Regions from separate parts of the Homo sapiens genome. Here regions 2 and 3 are each linked to region 1. A link is a contact called in ENCODE Hi-C or POLR2A ChIA-PET data. All regions are on one chromosome and are shown on one strand. Each heading gives the region's core, a stretch centred on a gene start or an enhancer-like site at or near the end of the contact. The rest is flanking DNA. Distances are from core to core; before and after follow the strand shown. Region 1 overlaps FZD4-DT (FZD4 divergent transcript). Region 2 overlaps PRSS23-AS1 (PRSS23 antisense RNA 1). Region 3 overlaps TMEM135 (transmembrane protein 135).

What was found. Hi-C counts contacts between places; a loop is a spot of excess contacts on that map. ChIA-PET counts read pairs that join two places held with the same protein, here RNA polymerase II (POLR2A). Pooled maps may share reads with other maps.
Region 2: a map of Caco-2 shows a loop between it and region 1 (5-fold over the local background). The contact joins two enhancer-like sites. A Hi-C loop is called at or near these places in 2 of 168 maps with a recorded cell type or tissue (Caco-2 and endothelial cell of umbilical vein) and 7 of 50 pooled maps. POLR2A ChIA-PET finds 5 or more read pairs at or near these places in 5 of 52 experiments (Caco-2, HepG2, OCI-LY7 and 2 more).
Region 3: a map of heart left ventricle shows a loop between it and region 1 (2.0-fold over the local background). The contact joins two enhancer-like sites. A Hi-C loop is called at or near these places in 12 of 168 maps with a recorded cell type or tissue (CD8-positive, alpha-beta T cell, Caco-2, Calu3 and 8 more), 1 of 37 single-sample maps with no recorded cell type and 11 of 50 pooled maps. POLR2A ChIA-PET finds 5 or more read pairs at or near these places in 4 of 52 experiments (Caco-2, Panc1, WTC11 and 1 more).

Annotation. Positions count from the first base shown.
Region 1 is chr11:86,998,142-87,002,838 of GRCh38, forward strand. It overlaps FZD4-DT (FZD4 divergent transcript), which reads left to right. Exons shown (of 3, transcript NR_038905.1): 3 at 1,735-2,809. Among named protein-coding and RNA genes, the nearest start is that of TMEM135, 37 kb to the right of the region's middle. Within about 2 kb of position 2,175, at least 3 of the 41 ENCODE cell types and tissues checked have a DNase peak (open chromatin) inside an H3K27ac peak, as active enhancers do.
Region 2 is chr11:86,921,728-86,926,397 of GRCh38, forward strand. It overlaps PRSS23-AS1 (PRSS23 antisense RNA 1), which reads right to left. Exons shown (of 4, transcript NR_187135.1): 2 at 1-371. It also overlaps a transcript of PRSS23 not described here. Among named protein-coding and RNA genes, the nearest start is that of PRSS23-AS1, 14 kb to the right of the region's middle. RefSeq lists an enhancer at 3,260-3,554. Within about 2 kb of position 3,389, at least 6 of the 41 ENCODE cell types and tissues checked have a DNase peak (open chromatin) inside an H3K27ac peak, as active enhancers do.
Region 3 is chr11:87,078,926-87,083,553 of GRCh38, forward strand. The region is part of intron 3 of TMEM135 (transmembrane protein 135); the gene reads left to right. Among named protein-coding and RNA genes, the nearest start is that of TMEM135, 43 kb to the left of the region's middle. RefSeq lists an enhancer at 3,898-4,628. Within about 2 kb of position 2,551, at least 4 of the 41 ENCODE cell types and tissues checked have a DNase peak (open chromatin) inside an H3K27ac peak, as active enhancers do.

The DNA of each region.
Region 1 (4,697 bases), core at 925-3,424:
TGCCCTGAGAGACAATAGACAAATGTTTCCTATTCAGATCTTCAAAAGGTGCTAGACTTTTAGTTAATCTCTAGGATTGGGAGAACCTGGAAGAAAATGATCTAGCTATGTTAACAGAGATTCTCTACAGATGCAAATTTTCCCCACAGAGGACAGCTTTGCAGGAACAATTCAAGATATGGCAAAGAAACATGTTCTGGGGTAAAATATATTTATTTTCCTCCTTGTCTCATAATGTTATGCCAGATTCAGGTTGGAAAGCAAGTCACGCTATATAGGGTTAAATAAAACCCATCTGATGAGAATTTATGATTTCTAGGGCATGACTCCCCAGACTCCTTAGATAGGAATTGGGGCAAGATTAAAAAATCAAAGTTTAGTCCTCAGTTTCCCATTTGGTTCTCTTTCCCTTACATATAAACGCAGGCTATAATAACCTGAGCTACTTTAGAAAAGTTTATTTTTATTTATTTATTTATTTATTTATTTTTGAGACGGAGTCTTGCTCTTTCACCCAGGCTGGAGTGCAATGGTATGATCTCCGCTCACTGCAATCTCCGCCTCCCGGGTTCAAGCTACTCTGCTGCCTCAGCCTCCCGAGTAACTGGGCCTACAGGCACATGCTACCATGGCTGGCTAAGTTTTTGTATTTTTAGTAGAGACAGGGTGTCACCATGTTGGCAAGGCTGGTCTCCAACTCCTGACCTTGTGATCCACCCACCTCGGCCTCCCAAAGTGCTGGGATTACAGGTGTGAGCCACCATGCCCCGCCTAGAATAGGCTTTTTACAAATTATTTTTTGGGGCCGGGCATAGTGGCTCACGCCTGTAATTCCAGCACTTTGGGAGGCCGAAGTGGGTGGATCACATGAGGCTGTGAGTTCAAGACCAGCCTGACCATAATGGAGAAACCCCATCTCTACTAAAAAAATACAAAATTAGCCGGGCGTGGTGGCTCATGCCTGTAATCCCAGCTACTTAGGAGGCTGAGGCAGGAGAATTGCTTGAACCTGGGAGGTGGAGGTTGTAGTGAGCTGGGATTGCTCCATTGCACTCCAGCCTGGGCAACAAGAGCGAAACTCCGTCTCAAAAAAAAAAAAATTATTTTTCTCCCCAGCACTTCGCATATACCTAACACACAATAAGGACTCAAGAAAAGTTTGTTATACTCCATACTCCACTATTGTCTCATGTAAAGTAAATATATAACATTCATAATTTCATGTGTTATCTTCCCAATGAGGCTGTGAATTACATCTATGGATACCCACTCTGCACTTAACATATGCAAAATGAATAAGTGACAACCCCAACCCTCACCATTGGCTCCTTAGAACTGAAAATAATGGCAGTTGCAGTGTTTAAGGGCAACATGAATGGGCCACCTTTGGCCCGCCTGGTCAGTCTCATCTGTGTGTGATGGCAGCAGCATTTCTATGGAGCTCAGGCCTCAACATTGGGCTGTCTCTGTCCCTTTATTTACTCTGCAACCTTGAAACAGCAGCACAGGTGGTAAGAGAGCTAAGAACAGCATGATCAAGACAAAGGAAAAGGGCAAAATTTTGAGAGGAAGAAGAGGAAAGCTTTAGAATATTCATTTTTTTCTTTTTCCTCTCTCCATTCTCCATAACTCAATCAAGGGGATCTGGAAGAAACCACTTCCTGTCTTCCTGCCTTCCATTTCAAGTTTCTGAAGCTTCTTCAAATTTGTTCTCTCTCTCTCTCTCGCCTGCAGGTCATAGCCGTGCCTGGGAGAACCTTCTCTTCAACTCTGCCGCACCACTGTCAAGCTCACCTTTCTTCTAAGGTTTTATTTTAGAGTTAACATCCTCCAAAAAGCCTTCCTCAGGAGTTGAAGGTGCCCCTAATATCACAGCCATGGCATCCTGTACACTGGACCTTATTGTCTGTCTGCCTGTTGTACCTTGTATGAGTCTATAAGCAAAACCTATAAGAAGCCACATCTGGCTATTCTATGTACTCAAAAAATAATTGGCAAGTGAAAGAATGAGGAAAAGGAGAAAAAATTCAGAAGGCCCCTACCCCTTCCAATGGGTCAAGTCAGGAATTTCCTACCTGCATGTGATTCCCTGTGTCCTAGAGGGTTTTATTTACTCCTCAGACCTTGGAAACTGTTAACCAGAGTCTCTGTTTGGAGATCTTATCTGTGTGCTTCTCCATGGGTGTTGTTTCCCTGTCTCTGCAGCCATGCATTCCTCAGCTCTTTAAGTGGTGGAGCCTGTCTGCCTGGATAGAGTGCAAAAGCTACAGTGTAATCTTGCTTTCTTTCAGGGCCACTGACCAGAGGAAATAAAAACTGGACTGATTGGGCTCTCCTGATGTAGACCAGCCAGTGGCCCTCTAAGTTTCCTTCTATGTTTAAAATTCCTTATCTGACATTGCTAGCTGATCAGCAGGCCCACAGGTCAGCTGAGGGCTTATCTCCAGGGCTGGAGCTTCAAAGAGATACATGCACACGACTCCCCTGGGTCAGATGGGCTGTGTCACAGTGAGTTGGGGATAATTTGGGATCAGTCAACATAACACACATAACACAACCCATTAATTTTTTTTTTCAAAAAGCGAAGTTTATTTTACTTTTTCCCATTATGAAAGTCATCAATGCTCATTATAGAAAATTTGGCAAATAACAAAAAGTGGAAAGAAAAAAATTCCTTAATAATTTAGTATATTTGATATATTCATCCTTAATCCTTAATCTTTTACTATGTTATATCTTTAATAGTTGTGATGATATACTTTTTGTAATAAATATATATTTGTGTTGTGGCTTTTTTAAAATTTAAAAACATAACAAATATTTCCCCAAATTTCTATATTGTTTGGGTAAACAATTTTAATAGCTGCATAATTGTTTATATATAGCATAGTTTATTTAACTGTTTACTCGCTGTTAAGTATTTAGGTAGTTTTCAATATTTTTCTTTCTTTTTTTTTTTTTTTTGTGATGGAGTCTTGCTCTGTTGCCCAGGCTGGAGTGCAGTGGCACAGTCTGAGCTCACTGCAACCTCTGCCTCCCCAGGTTTAAGCAATTCTGCCTCAGCCTCCCGAGTAGGTGGAATTACACGTGCCTGCCACCATGCCTGGCTAATTTTTTGTATTTTTAGTAGAGATAGGGTTTCACCATGTTGGCCAGACTGGTATCGAACTCCTGACCTCAGGTAATCCACCCACCTTGGCCTCCCAAAGTGCTGGGATTACAGGCATGAGCCACTGCAACTGGCCAGCCCCATCTTCTTTTGTGCTGGCCTTACAAAGCTTTATAGCATGGTAAGAGGCAGTGGTATAGTGGTTAAGAGAAAGAAATATAGCATCAGACACACTTAAGTTTGTGTGCGTCTCAGCTTTGCTATTTGTCTGACCTTGGTGAACTTACTTCCCTGAGATTCACTTTTCGTATTTCTAAAATAAAATAGGAGTAGCAATAACAGTACCCGCAACAATCCAAATATCCATTACCTGATGAATGGACAAACAAAATATGATACATTCATACAATGGCATATTACTCAATTATTAAAAGGAAGTATGATAGGCCGGGCGCGGTGGCTCACACCTGTAATCCCAGCACTTTGGGAGGCCGAAGCAGGTGGATCACCTGAGGTTGGGAGTTCGAGACCAGCCTGACCAACATGGAGAAACCCTGTCTCTACTAAAAATACAAAATTAGCTGGGCGTGGTGGTGCGTGTCCGTAATCCTAGCAACTCGGGAGGCTGAGGCAGAATTGCTTGAATCCGGGAGGCAGAGGTTGCGGTGAGCTGAGATCGTGCCATTGCACTCCAGCCTGGTCAACAAGAGCAAAACTGTCTAAAAAAAAAAAAAAGGAAGTATGATATATACCACAATAGAGATAAACCTTGAAAACATTATGCTAAGTGAAAGAAGCCAGGCACCAAAGATCATATATTTTATTCCATTTAGATGAAATGTACAGAATAGGCAAATCTATAGAGACAGAAAGGAGATTAGTGGTTGCTTAGAGTTTGGGAAGATGGGGAAAGTGAGGGATGATAACTAAAGAATATGAAGTTTCTAGTTAAGACTTGCATGGTTTACACTGATTGATGGTGCTAAAGTTGTGTGCCTGCATCTTTGTTGCAAGGGAGACTGGGAATTTGAGTTCAATTTTTCTAAATTGAGAAATTTGCCACTTAAATATGAAAATTTTAGGCCAGGCACAGTGGCTCATGCCTGTAATCCCAGCACTTTGGGAGGCCGAGGCAGGTGGATCACGAGTTCAGGAGTTCAAGACCAGCCTGGCCAAGATGGCGAAACCCCGTCTCTACTAAAAATACAAAAAATTAGCCGGGCGCGGTGGCAGGCGCCTGTAATCCCAGCTACTCGGGAGGCTGAGGCAGGAGAATCGCTTGAACCCGGAGGGGCGGAGGTTGCAGTGAGCCGAGATTGCGCCACTGTACTCCAGCCTGGGCAATAGAGTGAGTGAGACTCCATCTCAAAAAAAAGAAAAGAAAAAAAGAAAAAAGAAAATTTCTCCTAACATAGAAACGTTAATCAAAAGACAATGGGCAGTCGTGACTATAGTCAGATGCCTACAACAAGGACAAAGCATAGACTCCTAGAAAACCCAGCATCATAGGGGCCAACAGGGGAAGAGGATCCAGAGAAGAGTACAGAGAAGGCAAGGTAGCAGTATAGATGGAAAGAAAATCCAAAAA
Region 2 (4,670 bases), core at 2,139-4,638, 75 kb before region 1:
AGTTGATACTTTTTCAGGAAATACTATAGTTGCAGCAGGCCCTGTTACAGCTTAGTGGATATTCATGTTGTGGATGCTTTTTTACCGAAACACACAGTAACCAAGTATCCAGGAGCGGGAGCTAGAGACACTGTGGTCCAGACCTGTGGAAAAGGGAACACCACTCCTGGCAAAGGGAAGCAACAGGCAGCACATTTTGTTCAAAGAAACAAGGTGAACCCTCTTGGAGTTAAACTTGAGGCTGACATCCATTTCAGCTTGAGGCTTCCAAGGCACAAAGCAGCTCCCAGTAGCTGAGAGGGATCAAGAAATAGAATATCCTCATCTTTCCTTTGTAGCAAGAGCCTTCAGAAAGGAGGACCACTGGTCACCTGGAATGGAAAGTTATTATTAAAATAAAGCTCCAGTCACATTATTCAGGAAACTTTGGGAATGTTTATAAATAGATAAAAATAATAATGGCCAAGGAACATTCCTCTCTCCAAATCTCCCTGAGACAATACTGACCAAGTTAAACATGCCTTGTTTCTGAGATTGAGTCCCAGGTCTACCTCTGATAAATCAGATGGACAATTACTTAACCACTCTCAACTTTTATTTCCTCCTCTTTAAAATGGGCAAAATGTGACCAGGTACAGTGGCTCTTGCCTGTAATCCCAGAACTTTGGGAGGCTGAGACGGGAGGACTGCTTGAGCCCAGGAGTTAGAGACCAACCTGGGCAACATAGCAAGACCCCATCTCTAAAAAAAATAAACAAATAAAAATAAAAATAAAATGGGCAAAATAATGTCCTCACACCATCACTATGAAGATTAAATGAGACAATACCTGTCAAGTGCAGATACAATACCTGGGACACAGTAGTAGCTCAGTAAAAATAAATACTTTCCATCCCTTGATATCTAAGCAGAAGAAAATGCCCTAAAGATATAGATATTCTCTAGAGAATTTTTTTCTACATTTGCTCAAACATATGAATAAATAATACAGCAGCCTAGACAGGAAGGGACACCCAGCATTGAATTATAATTTGTGCTTTCCAGAGCTGTCTGCCTATTACCCTGGTATGTTTGTTCACCTTCATATTCCTGCATCTAACAGACTTCCTGGCATATAACAGGTGCACAAAATGTTTGCTGGCTTGAATTAAACTACACCTGCACTGTAGGTCCTACCCTCATATGACTATTAAGCACTTGAAATGTGGTTAGTCTGAATTGATTGTGCTGTGAATGCAAAACACACAGCAGGTTTTGAAAATTTAGTAGCCCTTTTTTGGGGCTACTAAATGTAAAATATTTCATTATTAATTTTTATATCCATTACATGTTAAAATGATATATCACATACATCGGGTTCAATAATATATGTTAAAATTAATTTCACCTGTTCCTGTCTACTTTTTTTTTTTTTTTTTGAGACGGGGTCTCTGTCGCCCAGGCTGGAGTGCAATGGTGTGATCATTGCTCACTGCAACCTCGAACTCCTGGGCTCAAGTGAGCCTTCCACCTCTGCCTCTCAAAAAACTGGAACTACAAGCACACATTAACACACCCAGCTAATTTTTTAAAATATTTTTGTAGAGATGGGGTCTTGCCGTGTTGCCTAGGGTGGTCTCGAACTCAAGTGATCCTCCCACCTAAGCCTCCCAAATTGCTGGGATTACCAGCATAAACCACCTTCTATTTCTTTAATGTGATTACTAGAAAATTTTAAATTACATGTATGGCTTATACATTATATTTCTAATGGACAAAGCAGAACTAGACTATAGGCCACCAATTGGCTGAAAGGTCATTGAATATGTATATCTCAGACTTTTTCTCTGGACCTCCTCTCTTGTTAAAGTTATACAAGCTCTACAAGGCATTTTCTAGTTCCAGTATTCTATGATCATATGAACTTTAGACTACAGTTTCTTATGTAAGAAAACTGATTAAGTTGCTAGTCTGGGCCAAACACTTTTGTACACACTGTTATTTAGTCTGTATAACACACTTAAGAGGGAAGAATGACCCTCCTCATTTAATAAGTGTAAAAAGAAGACCCACAGAAGTTAAGAAACTTGGCTAATGTCACCTGGCTTGTAAGTGACAGAACTGGCCTGGAATCTTTTCCCGTTTTCTCCAGTTCTTTGTAAGAATTCCCAACAGAAAACACGATTCAAGAGTCAATGTGGGTGCTTTGGCTTGGTTATTCCCTAAGATATATTTCCTTGAGAAGAATCGTATATCATCAGAATCATTGTAAAAGGGTATACAAGAGGATCCTTAAAGAATGGAGAGGAAGCCCCGGTGCTTCTCAAGCTTGGTAGATCATTGACACCTAGCAGTAAATGTAGGGAGGCTTCTAAGGAGGTAAGATCGAGAGCCGGAAAACAGGGGCTGCTTGCTGGTGGTTAATTGTTCACCAGCTTCAGAAGACAAGGCTGGGAGGACAGCAGGGGAGTGAAACATTGACCAGTTCTAATTTAGATGCAGGAATGTGTGAGGGAGGCACAGAAAGGTCGGCACCTGAGACAGCTCCCATGGGCAAAATTCCTCTCCCAGAGACTGGGAAAGGAACAGGGAATGTGCTCAGAGAAGAAAGGGCTGCTGGCCTCAGAATGCATTTATTTTGCCAACTCCTACAGCCATTTCTAGGGCCTACAACAACAACAAAATGATGAGGGCATGTTTGACTTTTACAACACACCAAACTCTGTTAAATTTTGGAGACCTGGGACCAAGAAGTAAGGGATAGATAAAACAAAAATGAGTTAAATAAGATACTGCGCTTGCATTGGAGCCAAACTGGAAAATGCGAACTGGACTTGAAGGCTCTTGGACCTGGGTTCAATTCTTGGCTCCACCTAGCCACTTAATCCTAGGCAATTCAGTGACTCTCAGTTTACTCAACTGGAAAAGAAAAGTAATGAAACTTATCTCCAAGAGTTGTTATAGTGATTACATGATAATGAGGAAGCTCCTGAGTCCTGGTGCAATCAATATTGAGTTGAAGAGTAGGAAAGACTACATTGTTTAAAATGGTCCAAGGGCTCCCCAAAACCTTTAGTGAACGGTTCAGTATGGCTTCCTTTCCTCCAAGAGCCCAGCTTATTTCCACAGCTTCCCTCCTACCCTCTGCCTCTTCACCCCTACCTAACCGGGGTCAGCTTCTGATTTGTGACACTTTTAGAATCAACATCCTGATTGCTGAGACTCAGTATTTCATTCTGTAACATTTTCTGAAGAAGACTTTAACTCACCGAGGGGAGTTGACCCTTCAAAGGCCCTTCTTTAGCACAAGCCGCCAAGCTACCTTTTCCGCGGTTAGCCCTTGGCCCTGTGGGGGTGAGCTTGATCACCCCAGACATCACTTGACAAGGAGCATGTTGCATTTCTCTTAAAACACAAAACAAAAATTTGCTGGCTGGCTGCCCAGTTTCTGTTACATAGACCCAGATTAAATTTCTCTTGGACTGGTTTGTAGAGCCCCTGGATGCTGGACTGAAAAGTGATTTATGTTTTCTCTTGGCAGGGAATTACCCAAGTGAAAACTGCATTGAAAATTAACTGTTTAACTGGAGTGTGTGTGTGTGTGTGTGTGTGTGTGTGTGTGTGTCGTTTACATTTATATGCATGCCCTAGTCTGGTCCGATTGATAAGCTGCTTCTCATTGGCTGACAAGCTTTAGAAACAGAAAATCAAGAGCCAGGAAAAGGGACTTATAAATATGCCAACCTTAATAGTAGCAGGGTTGCCATGATTAAGTTTTAAATTTGATTCTGAACTCCCTGGCAATCAAGGCAAAAATGAAAACATAATCAGGCATGTAGCTCTCAATAACAGAAAGGAAGGCCCTCCTGACCCTTCTTGAAAGTATTCAGAATATTACAATAATAACAACTGTCATTTACTGAGCACTCTCTATGTACCAAGAGCATATTTTGTGCTTGTAACAACCAAACAAATTAGTTTTTTCTTTTATGGTTGAAAAAATTAGGCTTACAGAGGTGATGACTTTTGTAAGACTTTCCAGTTAGTAGCAGTTGAAACCTGAATTACTATCCAAGTATATCTGACTCCAGCTACTAACCAACACTGTCTTTCCAGCCTGTGATAGACATGTCTTCAGTAACGTTTTCATAGCAAATGTGCTACTTTTAATGGCTGTTTGACCTTCAAGTAGAAATTTCAAAATTTGGGGGTTTGTTTCGTGTCATATTCAAACTGAAAATGAGTTGAGTGACTGAGCCTCAGAGCTTTGCTCCATCCCCTTTCCCATCAGAAAGTAAAGAATAAAACTAAATATATATTGAGTCTACCATGCTAGGTGCCCTACATTCATTTCTTTATTTAAACTTCACCCAAGGCCGGATGCAGTGGCTCACACCTGTAATCCCAGCACTTTGGGAGGCCGAGGTGGGTGGATCACCTGAGATCAGGAGTTCGAAACCAGCCTGACCAATATGGTGAAACCCCGTCTCCACTAAAAATACAAAAATTAGCCGGGCGTGGTGCCGTGCACCTGTAGTCCCAGCTACTTGGGAGGCTGAGGCAGAAGAATCACTTGAACCAGGGAGGCAGAGGTTACAGTGAGCCAAGATCGCACCACTGCACTCCAGACTAGGTGACAAGAACGAGACTGCATCTCACAAAAATAAATAAATAATAAAATATAAATAAAC
Region 3 (4,628 bases), core at 1,301-3,800, 81 kb after region 1:
GTGTTTTTGGTGTCGTATTTAAGAAATCATTACCAAGACGAATATTTAGCTCCAAGTTTTATTTTACTTTATTATTTATTTATTTGTTTATTTTTTGAGGTGGAGTCTTGCTCTGTCTCACACTCACTGGAGTGCAGTGGCATGATCTTTGCTCACTGCAACCTCCACCTGCCTGGTTCAAGCAATTCTTCTGCCTCAGCCTCCCAGGTAGCTGGAACTACAGGTGCATGCCACCACACCCAGCCAATTTTTGTATTTCTAGTATTGATGGGGTTTCACCATGCTGGCCAGGCTGGTCTTGAACTCCCGACCTCAGGTGATCCACCTGCCTCGGCCCCGCAAAGTGCTGGAATTACAGATGTGAGCCACTGCGCCTGGCCATGTTTTCTTTTAAAAGTTGTATAGTTTTAGTTCTTACATTTAAGTCTTTCATCCATTTTGAATTAATTTTCGTCGGTAGTGTGAAGTAGAGAGTATTAAGTTTTAAATTTCATTTTCCACATTTGTTAATATGACATATAAATATAGTAGATTTTTTTGTGTTTTATCTTGACTTCTGTGACCTTGCTGAATTTATTAGTTTTAAGAGTTTTTGGTACATTCCTTGAGATTTTCTATACAGACAATTATGTTACCTGCAAATAGGGATGGTTTTCTTTCTTTTCCAATCTGTATGTCCTTTTTTCTGCTTGTATCTTGTATCTGCTCTTAGCGGGAGGCATTCAGTTTTTCATCATTAAGTGTATTGTTAGCTGTGGGGTGGTTTTTCAGATGCTCTTTGTTAGGGTTAGGACGTTTACATTCATTTCTAGTTTGCTGTGAACCTTTATCATGAATGGATGTAATATTTTGTTATATGGCTTTTCTGCATCTATTGATAAGATCATATGATCTTTTTTCTTTTTTTCTTTTCTTTTCTTTTTTTTTTTTTTTTGAGACGGAGCCTCACTCTGTCGCCCAGGCTGGAGTGCAGTGGCGTGATCTCGGCTCACTGCAACCTCTGCCTCGTGGGTTCAAGCGATTCTCCTGCCTCAGCCTCTCAAGTAGCTGGGACTACAGGTGCGTGCCACCTCGCCTGGCTAATTTTTGTATTTTTAGTGGAGACGGGGTTTCACCATATTGGCCAGGCTGGTCTCGAACTCCTGACCTCGTGATCTGCCCTCCTCAGCTTCCCAATGTGCTGAGATTACAGGCATGAGCCACCAGGCCTGGCTGAGCTTTCTTCTTTTGCCTGTTTGCAGTGTTTTTTTTTTTTTTTTTGATATCAACAAGGACAAGATCATTGACAGTGATGTTTGTCTACAGCTGGTTTTCTCAACTTTGGCACTATTGACATGTTTTGGGCCAGGTAATACCTTACTGGGAGGGCTCTCTTGTGCAGTGTATCTATACATGCCATTAGCACTGCCTTCCCCACCCCACCAAGTTGAGATAACCAAAAATTCCTACAGGCATTGCTACATCTCCCCATGGAACAAATCTCTCCTTGTTGAGAACTACTGATCTATATCTTTACTAATTTTCTTAGTCTAGTTTTATCATTTGCTGAGAGAAAAGTGTAAAATCTTCAACTGTGATTCTGGAATTGTCTATTTCTCTTTTTAATGCTATCAATTTCTGTGAAGGTTTTATTGGTACATGCACTTTTTTTTTGTTACCATTTCTTCATGATGTCATGATGAATTGAACCTTTTATCCATATGGAATGTCCTTCTGTAGCTCAGATATTATTTGTTCTGAAGTTTATTTTTATTTGATTTTTTTATTTCTTATTTTTTTGAGATAGAGTCACACTCTGTTGCTCCTGCTGGAGTGCAGTGGCATGATGTCGGCTCACTGCAACCTCCACCCACCGGGTTCAAGCAACTCTTGTGCCTCAGTCTCCTGAGTAGCTGGGATTACAGGCACGTGCCACCACGCCTGGCTAATTTTGTATTTTTGGTAGAGACGGGGTTTCACCATGTTGGCCAGGCTGGTCTCAAACTCCTGACCTGAAATGATCCACACGCCTTGGCCTCCCGAAGTGCTGGGATTACAGGCATGAGCCACCGCGCCTGGCCTATTTTTATTTGATATTGATATAGCTACTCCAACCTTTTCATATTTACAGTTTGCAGAGTGTATTTCTTTCCAGTTAATTTCAAACATCTGTGTCTTTATAATTAAAGTTTTTTTTTTTAGCAGATAATATACAGTGGGGTCTTATTTTTTTATATCTATTCTGCTAGTGTTAGCCTATAAATTAGATTATTTAGTTCATTAACATTTGAGGCATTTATTATTTATTGGTATGGCTAGGTTGAGTGAGCCATTTTATTATTTGTTTTCTGCTTTTCATTTGTCTGTTCCTCCTTACTTCCTTTGTATTGTTTGATTTTTTTTGTTTTGTTTTTAGAATTCCACTGTAATTTTTTTTTTCGTTATTTTCTTTTAGTGCTTGCTCTATAGACTACAATATACATCTTTGAAGTTTCTTAATGTTACCATTTTACTACCTCTCAAAATGTGGCAACCTGTCTAGGTCCATCTTAGGACTGCTTACTATTGGATTTGTTTTTTGTTTGTTGGTTTGTTTTTTCTCTTTCTTTGAACGCTAACATTAGTTCAAATACAGTAAAACCAAAGTAAAAGAGTGTTACTGATATTAAGAGCAATAACTTCTTAGGGCATAACGAGAGGTTTCCTGGATGTAAGGTGATAACGTGGATTTGGGTTGCTAGTTTATTTTCTGTTTTATTTTCACTTTTGATAGCTGAGGGTTTTTTTTTTTTTTAAGCTTTCTGTTTTTCTTTTCCTGTAGATGAGCTTTTGCACTAGTGTTTCATTCTTAGACATTGGTTGTTCAAAGAAAATTTTTAGGTATTACAGATTATGACCTATTCTAAATATTAGCTGAAGTAGTTTTATTGTTTTAACGACTTAATAAGAAATTTAAGTCTAGCTTTAACTTCTTTATAACTGTTATCACATGGTTGCTGAAGAAAAATTGATCCTTCCCTTGATCTCATTGTTACATTATTGAACTCTTTGTGTATGTGTTGATTTAGTTCTTTTGTTTATTAGGTGATGCAGTTAACAATACTGGGAGATAGCTCTGTAGTTCTTTCTGTTGAGAGTTGTGTATGTCTATGCATACAATCACAATTCCTGGTTGGATTTAATTAAAAACTTTAATTTTTGTTTTTTAGTGTTGTTCACAAGCTTAGTGACTTTAAGAAAAAAATCAGGTTTTGTATTTTTTCTTTTCCCTTTGGAGTTAAACTTTAAAACTCTTTAAATCTCTTGACAAGTTGCCTTACAGTGTGTCTTGTTTTAAGTAAATGTGTCTGTGCGTATTTGGAATTTGCGAGTTACTTTAGTAGCTTAATTTGCTCTGAAAAAGTATTCTTGACTTACCACGAATTTATGTAAGACTTCATTAAATATCAAGATCCATTAAAAGCTTATAAGTAATTTGCAAGAGTTGAAGTTATGCATATTTTAAAATTATTACATCTAGTGCCAAAAATCAAGCATATTAGTATTGTAGTTCTTGTTTGGTAAGGAAAAAGAATTTATAATTATGCCTTTAATTCACAGAGAAAATCAATGATATGCTGGTGGAAATAGCCAGCAGGCAGCTGGAAATGTGAGTCTAGGTTCAAGGGAAAGATGGTAGTTAGAAAAATAAAAATGGAAAGTTTTCCTCTAATAGGTGGTCGTTGAAACTGTGGAAGTAGATTCATGTGTGAAAGCCCAGTATGAGAGGAGGTCTAAGATTGAACGTTTAGAAGCAGCAACATTTAAGGAGCCAGTTGTCAATTGAAATGTGTACAGTTCAGTCTTTAAATTTAATGTCAGCAATATACGAGAAAGAGTAGAAGAAACATATTGTGATGACTAGCAGTTTCTTTTTAAAAAATAGCAAATAATGGTAGTCCTAAGTTTTAAACCTCTAAAGCTTTAATAGTGCAATCTTTACTCTGAGATTTTGCATTCAGTTGTATAATCAGTTTTTCAAAAAGTATTTAATGAGGTGAGAACATACAATATGCACTTATCTCTCTATCTGGATATAGATATAAATACATAGATAAAGATCTATCTGTAAATATCTTCATCTATATTGGTTTAAGTTTCTTTCTTCCTCTTTTTTCCTTCTCTCTAATCCATTCATCAATTACCCCCTCCCTTTCTAGTAGTATTAAGCGTGCTTGCTTGCTAGTTTCTGACACCCAGTAAGAGGGCAGCTTACTTAAATCTTAATCGCATCATTGTGGGGTTCTGAGAGAGCTTTGAGGTTGTTTCCAGGGTTGCTTAAAAAATTTGTGCCACAAAGGACTCTGATCATAGTAACTCAGTAGGAAGCATTGGTAACATCTAGTTTATCTGTAGGAGGGCTGTTAAGAACTAGTCTTCTTTTTCTTTTTCTAGGAAGTGCTTTGTTTGTGGTTTAGAAAGAAGTTGTTCTGATGGATTTTGTTTTGTAGAATTGCTGTGGAATTTGCTTTGATATTTAGTATTAGTTAAGAATTGCAGTGTGCTCAAACATGAACATGGATTAAAGTATCAACAATTGCATATTTATTGCAAGCATACTCATTTGTTGAATTATTAAATTGCACTATAGTACTTATGAAACTCCAAAC